Linked DNA regions of Homo sapiens: region 2 is linked to region 1. The links are chromatin contacts, found by Hi-C or POLR2A ChIA-PET in ENCODE. All regions are on one chromosome and are shown on one strand. The core of a region is the stretch at or near the end of the contact, and the rest is flanking DNA. Distances in the headings are between cores, read along the strand shown. Region 1 has its middle 60 kb from the start of PCED1B-AS1. Region 2 holds the start of LINC02156 (long intergenic non-protein coding RNA 2156).

What was found. Hi-C counts contacts between places; a loop is a spot of excess contacts on that map. ChIA-PET counts read pairs that join two places held with the same protein, here RNA polymerase II (POLR2A). Pooled maps may share reads with other maps.
Region 2: POLR2A ChIA-PET joins it to region 1 with 10 read pairs in activated naive CD4-positive, alpha-beta T cell. The contact joins the promoter of LINC02156 here to the enhancer-like site in region 1. A Hi-C loop is called at or near these places in 4 of 50 pooled maps. POLR2A ChIA-PET finds 5 or more read pairs at or near these places in 4 of 52 experiments (activated CD4-positive, alpha-beta T cell, activated CD8-positive, alpha-beta T cell, activated naive CD4-positive, alpha-beta T cell and 1 more).

Annotation. Positions count from the first base shown.
Region 1 is chr12:47,274,932-47,278,582 of GRCh38, forward strand. No RefSeq gene overlaps it. Among named protein-coding and RNA genes, the nearest start is that of PCED1B-AS1, 60 kb to the left of the region's middle. Within about 2 kb of position 2,045, at least 15 of the 41 ENCODE cell types and tissues checked have a DNase peak (open chromatin) inside an H3K27ac peak, as active enhancers do.
Region 2 is chr12:47,413,334-47,416,984 of GRCh38, forward strand. LINC02156 (long intergenic non-protein coding RNA 2156) reads left to right here and starts at 1,675. Exons shown (of 2, transcript NR_149087.1): 1 at 1,675-1,899.

The DNA of each region.
Region 1 (3,651 bases), core at 795-3,294:
TCAAGGAACTGAAACTCACCAGATCACTGCATCCAGACAATGAGATGCCAGATCCCTCACCCATCATGATTCCCAAACTGACTGCGTGCTTCCTATTGACCATCACCTCTTCCTTACTCCTCCCTGATTTCTGTTTTCCTGCTCATAGTTACATTCCTTCCCTGATATATAAATCCCCAACTTTAGTCAGTTGGAGAGACGGATTTGAGACTTATTTCCCATCTCCCTGGCTCACGTCACCTAAATAAAACCTTTCTTCCCTGGCAATACTCATTGTATCAGTGATTGGCTTTCTGTGTAGCGAGCAATGGGACATAGACTATACCCCTGACATTTTGGTGGCAGAAAGAGTTAATTACTAATCAAGTTTTCTCATTGATTTTTGATAATTTTTTTTAATTTTGTTTTTTGTTTTTCGTTTTTTTTTGAGATGGAGTCTCACTCTGTTGCCTAGTACGATCTCAGTTCACTGTAACCTCTGCTTCCTGGGTTAAAGCAATTCTTCTGCCTCAGCCTCCCTGAGTAGCTGGGATTATAGATGCCCACTACCATGCCTGGCTAATTTTTGTATTTTTAGTGGGGATAGGGTTTCACCATATTGGATAGGCTGGTCTCGAACACTTGAGCTCAAGTGATCCACCCTCCTCAACCTCCCAAAGTGCTAGGATTACAGGCAGGATACAGAGTTCTTGATGGTGTAGTTTGTATTTTTCCAAGGTAGATCTTAAACTGGCAACATAATTACACTTACTCTTGTCTTTTAGGCTAAAAAATAATTGTCAGTACTTGTGGAATGTCAATATTTCTGTGTTGCTTAATTAGATCATAGAGAATGCTCAGTTTCCTGGAGCATGTTTTCTTTTTGTTTGGTTTGTTTTGAGAGAAGGAGATTAGCAGGGTACAGAAAGCCAATTCTCTGAGATTACTGGAAAATAAAGCATTTACATAAATAGTTCCAGAAAGATTTATATGGATCTATTTTCAAAAATTATAGTCTGTAGACTTGCAGGTAAAAAAGCTCCAAGCAGGGAAAATAGGCAGAATTAGTTTCTCAGGAAGAACATGTGTTTGGATGCCTCTTAAATTTATGATTTTAGGATAATCTAATACCACTATAATTATACTACTACTATATATTTTTCTACATGATACTCCGGTTTAGCTCAGCAAGAGTTACAGATGTTTGCTAATTCCTGAAGCATCTGAAACAGGTATTAAGTCATTCACCTACCGATATTTAATGAGCCCTGTCTAGGAGCAAGACATTATGGCAATACGCAGGAGACTTTTTTTTTTTTTTGGAGACAGAGTCTAATTGTGTCACTTAGGCTTAAGTGCAGTGATGCAGTCTCGGCTTACTGCAACCTCCACCTCCATCTCCTGAGTAGCTGGGACTATAGGTGTGCATGACAATGCCCAGCTAATTTTTGTATTTTTAGTAGACACAGGGTTTCGTCAGGCTGCCCAGGCTGGTCACAAACTCCTGGGCTCAAGTGACCCCACCAGCCTCGGCCTCCCAAAGTGCTGGAATTATAGGCGTGAGCCACCATACCCGGCCTGCAAGAGACTTTTAGATGAAATCCTAGTTAATCCTAGTTAAGATCTGGTTAATAGAGTTAAGCACTACCACACAATGTTTACTACATTGTTCAAATATACAACACACATTTGCAAATCTTAAATAAATGAAACCGGAAATAAACTTACTGTGGGTCACTGTGTACCTCAATTTCGTTGTGTGTAATGCTGTGATCCTTCTATCTTTATAGTACCTTTACACACAATGGTGACTCAATAAATGTTTGTTGATGGCAGGCTGAATGAGTGTAGATATGAAGAAAGTAATCCCCACCACCACCCTGCCCTGAAAAACTGATTGCATTATGGTGCTTCTAATTAACTTTTGGTAGATACTAAATGAAAGGGGACCGAACTCTGACCCAAAGTTCATGTTTACAGCTTTGAACAGATTGAGTTTCACTCTTGAAGTGTGTGAACACAAAACAGCAGAACCCAGTGAGACAGGAAGCAGACAATTTTAACCATAGCTACTGCCACTGGAGGGGTGGGGTAGTTTGGGCTTTATTGTGCAAGACAGGAAGTATCCAGAGAGAAGAAGGAAAGGTATGAACTTGTATTGAGTGTTAAGTCTGTGTCAGGCATCAGGCCAGCAGCTTATATAAACCATTGTTGGATCACTCTGCCATTCTGAACTGGAGCCATTTAAAGATAAAAAGGACGACTCTTAGAAGTGTTATAGTTAGATAACTTGCCCAAAAAGTCTCACAGCTCACATTTGGCAGGTTCTGGATTGAAACTCAGACCAGTCTGCTTTGAAGGCCACAGCTTTCCCACTCTGCTCAGCTGTTTCCATTCTGCCTTTTGTAGTAAGAGGACTGACCATTTGAATTAGGTTCTCTTGGTTTTAAGAATAAGACTTAGGTCACCTCAAGTAATGAAGAATGTGCTATGTCCATTCCTTTAGAAAAGAGGAGCCAGTGATCTCAGGCTCATGACAAAGTCTCAGGAAACCCAGGAAAAGCAGAACCACCAGCTTTCAGAAAGGGTAGGAATGTTGTCAGAGCCAGGTCTCAAGGCGACGAATGAGAAAGTTGTTTAGATGCCAAGACAATTCTGGGAGTGCGAGTGTGGGATCTTCTGGGTCTTCTGGAAGGCCACTCACCATTAACATGACCCACTGACCCTCTGCAAGTTTGTTTTTTGGGGCATCTCTGGTTCTCTTTCATCATTGACTGGCTTTCCCACCTTTTTCTCACAATCTTTCTCTTAACGCCTATCCGCCCCTTGATTGTGCTCCCTCTCTACTTTAAGTGACTTATGACCCCTCATGGTCTCCACTCTTCTTCAAGGCTTCTTTCTTTTGCAGTATCTCAACAACTCTCAGTATATACTGCTCCATTTTCTCAGTGTTTCTTAATTCTAGTTCCTGAGAATTAGACTGCTGAAGCCAGCTTTACCTTGTTTGGAAAGGCTTTTCATGCTGGAATATCTCATGGGCTTCTAACAAGCCTAGAGGTCTGGGCTGCCCTGAGTTAGGGGTCCAGCCAGGTTTAGTCACCCCAGGAAAGTTGTGGGTGCACCTAGTTCCTTTAGAAGTGGCTAGGGACTGGGAAGGCACAGTGACTGACATACTGGTAGTGATGGATGAGAATGAAAATTGATCTCCCATAAACATCAGGTCAGCAGCAGAAAGGGGAGGTCACAAAATGGTAGTGGCACAAGCTGGCACTGCATAGAGTGGGAGGAAGATGGCACTAGGAAGAAATGCAAATATTTTTAGTCAAGAATTGGGAGTGACTGGGGAAGGAGCTACAGACCATGAGTCATCCATGAGTCATTCCTTCATAAGAATATGAAGGTTTCTTCACCAGAGACCTCTAGGAATGCTTCCTGTCTCTCCTTTTGTTGTTTCATTAAAATGTGTGCAATCTTACTGAGAATTGGGATTTTTCTCTTATTTCCAGCCTTGATATAGAATTGAGAACGTGACATTAATTATTTTTGTCTCTCAACTAAACTTATTTTTTAAAGATATTTTAATTATATAAATAACATACAAATATATTCTCACTATGAAAAATTCAAATAGTAGAGATAAGTCAAAGTCTACCTTGACTCTGTTTCCCAAAG
Region 2 (3,651 bases), core at 425-2,924, 140 kb after region 1:
TTTCTTCCTCCAAACTTCAACACATATTTCTACAAGTCAGGGAAATATGAATCTTCTTCCTTGGACCAGCTAAATGGATATCCTGTGGCAAGTTATTTGGAAACAATAAAACAGGCAATCACCTGCTTAAGTGGCACAATCAGAAAGGCCAAGAGAGACTTCCGACCTTTCCCGAACACCTTAATAATTGAAACTTACATTGATACCATTCTGTTTGCAAAAAGACAGAAATTCCCTATTTTCAAGGTTCTTATGTGGTTCTGAACCATTCCTTTGAGGAACTGGTGTCAACTACTGTCACATTATATTAAAGACCTGACAAAAAAGAGACATGGGATTGATGTTTTTAACTGAGCAGAAGTTGAAAGCTACTGGGGCAGTACCTAGGGGACTTTAGGCACTGAGGGGCTAAAAATTAGATATATTGTGGTGCAGAGAGATGAAGGAAGGAAGGGAATCAAAGAAAGAAGAAGCAATGACAACCAAAGGCAAATTTTGCCTTTTTCTAGCTCCTAATCTTTATTGTAGCAGTTATCTCTTATTAAGCACTATGTACCAGGTGTGCAAAGGTCTTTGCATGTGTTTGCTCATTACACCTTTACATTTCTGTTTACAAGGAGCAGAGGGGTTTAGGGCCCTGGCTCCAGAGGTTTCTCCCTAGTAGGGGATGAGATCATCCCATGCCATGTGAGCTTGTCAGGAACTTGGCATAGACCCTGAGGTTCTACTCAGGGCCTGAGGTTCTCAAGAATGAACATTCCTGGACATTCAGTAAAGAGTTGTTAATATCCCTGCCTGGATCCCTTTCTTTCTATTTTGAGAACATTAAGAGAGGGAAGGCTACTGACACTTGGAATGAATAGTCATGGGAAAGAAAACAGTCTTCAGGAACAATTTCAGGAAGGTGTGAGAAGATGAAGTGAGGACCAGAGAATGTGTTCCTGGGTGGTGGTGACCAAAAACCACCAGGATGGACTTGAGGGTCCCTAGAAATCAACTGGGGAGGGAAATCCTAGGAGAAAGATTGGTCTTCTTGTCAACCTAGAGGGTTTTTTTTTTCCACTTACTATGGTTTCAACACTAAAATAAATATGAACTTATTCCACACCTCAAACTGGTGATTTGAAATATATTTATTGGAAATATTAAAAATCTATATTTTTACTTTAGGGCAGATAATTGTGTTTTACCTCAATGTTCTAGTTTGTATTTAGCTTAAAGGACATCCTTGAAATATCTGTTTTTTATAAGAGCTTCAGAGTTAAAAGGGGAAAGGAAGATTGTTTAGGTTGAGAGGGTTCTGTTTGGGTTTGCTTTGCTGTTGTCGGGGGCGCTGGGGTGATTAGCATCATGCAGGGCATGTGATTCTGACACCCTCTTCTGTGGTGGGGGTGAGAAGGCACCGGTGCCACTAGTCCCTGACCTGTCCCTCAGACAAGTTACAAATGAAGACTGAGGGGGTGGAGTAGCTATGGAAACCAGGAGGGAAGGATTTTTTTTTTTAATGCAAATGAATTAGAACAAAATGACTGGCATCCCTTTTTCTTTTTCCATCTGTGACAAAAGTTCTGTGTCCTGGTTTCTACCTTCACTTGGAGTAAATTATGGGGGAAAGAACATCATGAAGACCTGCTATTGTCAGAGTGTCATTTCCTCTTTCTATCTTTCTGTGGATTAATTTTAAATCCATTTGATAGAATTAATCATATAAGCCAGTCTCATTTCCCTGCAAATGTCTGCCTTCGTGCAGGTGATTCTGTAGAAAGGAGTTTCTCCAATAAAGCAGAGCTTCTCTTTCAACTCCATGGACATCAGAGAGAGTCCCTTTCAAAAAAGGAGGCTCAGGTCTGGAGAGACAAAGGCCTCTACTTTCGAAAAGGCCTCTTGGATCAAGCCCAGGTATGAGTCGTCAGTACCACGTTTGTCTCTGTGTCACAGCATTTGAGATTTTCATGAGGCTACCTGACCTCAATCTGTTTCCTTTTATATATTAACTCTTTAGGTCCCAATGGGACATACCCATTTTATGAGTTACTGACATTTATAACTTACCTCATTTTAGCATAAACTTTCTGCCTTTTGTTCTTTTGTGGACAACATATTAGCTCTTGGATTCTGAGTTTTTAAATGGTATAATTTTTGTTTGGCTCCAGGCAACAGTAGTTCTACTTTGTGTCTGAGCCTCCCGTCATCATCTGTCACTCTGTGCCCACTTGTTCTATTAAAGTATCATCAGGAAGGCACACAATTGATCCAGGGTAAAAAATTCTGCTCCAACAGTGAATGAATCATTCAATGTTGTGTGTCCACTGGGAGAAAAAAAAACTCCACGCAGCATATTCATTTTCACAATTTTTATGTACTACCATGAAGTACATAAAAATTACTGTAGGAATTTTATTTTATTTTATTTATTTTTTTTGAGATGGAGTCTCGCTCTTTAGCCCAGGCCGGACTGCAGTGGCGCTATCTCGGCTCACTGCAAGCTCCGCCTCCCGGGTTCACGCCATTCTCCTGCCTCAGCCTCCTGAGTAGCTGGAACTACAGGCACCCGCCACCGCGCCTGGCTAATTTTTTTTGTATTTTTAGTAGAGACGGGGTTTCACCGTCTTAGCCAAGATGGTCTCGATCTCCTGACCTCGTGATCCGCCCGCCTCGGCCTCCCAAAGTGCTGGGATTACAGGCGTGAGCCACCGAGCCCGGCCTATTGTAGGAATTATTACACTCACTTTGTTTCACTCTGCTCTACCTTCTAAATCTGAACATGTCCTGTTCTATTGATACTTTCTCCTGTCAATAGTCATGCTAGTGATGGAAGAACCTTGGCCAATATGATTAGAGTCTGAAAGATTCTCCTGGGTGATGTAAAACGAGCTCATAGGCAGAGGGGAGAACTTCCTTCTGTAACACACAGGCTGGCTTCTGACTCACCTACAAAAAAAGAAAAAAAGAGAGCTACTTGGTTCCACTGTCTCTTTGGATCTCATGAGTTGAAAGCTGAGGCTGTACTCCCCAACAAACATGAGTATTTCAGTTCTAAGTAGGTGACTGGAGAAAGATGAAATCCACTCAATTTGAAGAACATTTAAAAAATATGTTTTCATGCTTTGGAAAAGTTTCAGTGTGTCAGGTAAAATACTTGAAACTAAAAATTGTTGTAGATTTTGTACTATCGTTGGCCTGGAAGAGCAGTTCACATTTAATTAACGTTCTAAGGTAACACTGTGGCATAGTTATAGGACTGCAAGTAACAATTCACAAAATGAATTAATCATTGGATCCTGCTATGTTCTGAATGTTTGTGCTCCACAAAACTCATGTGTTGAAATCCGATGCCCCAAGGTGATGGTATTAGGAGGCGGGGCCTTTTAGAGGCAACCAGATCATGAGGGCAGAGCTAATGGCACTAATGGGATGAGTGTCCTTATAAAAGAGACCCCAGGCTGGGCACGGTGGCTCATGCCTGTAATCCCAGCACTTTGGGAGGCCAAGGCAGGTGGATCACGAGGTCAGGAGTTCGAGACCAGGGTGGCCAACATAGTGAAACCCTGTCTCTACTAAAAATACAAAAAATTAGCCGGACGTGGTGGTGTGCACTTGTAATCCCAGCTACTGGGGAAGCTGAGGCAGGAGAATTGCTTGAACCTGGGC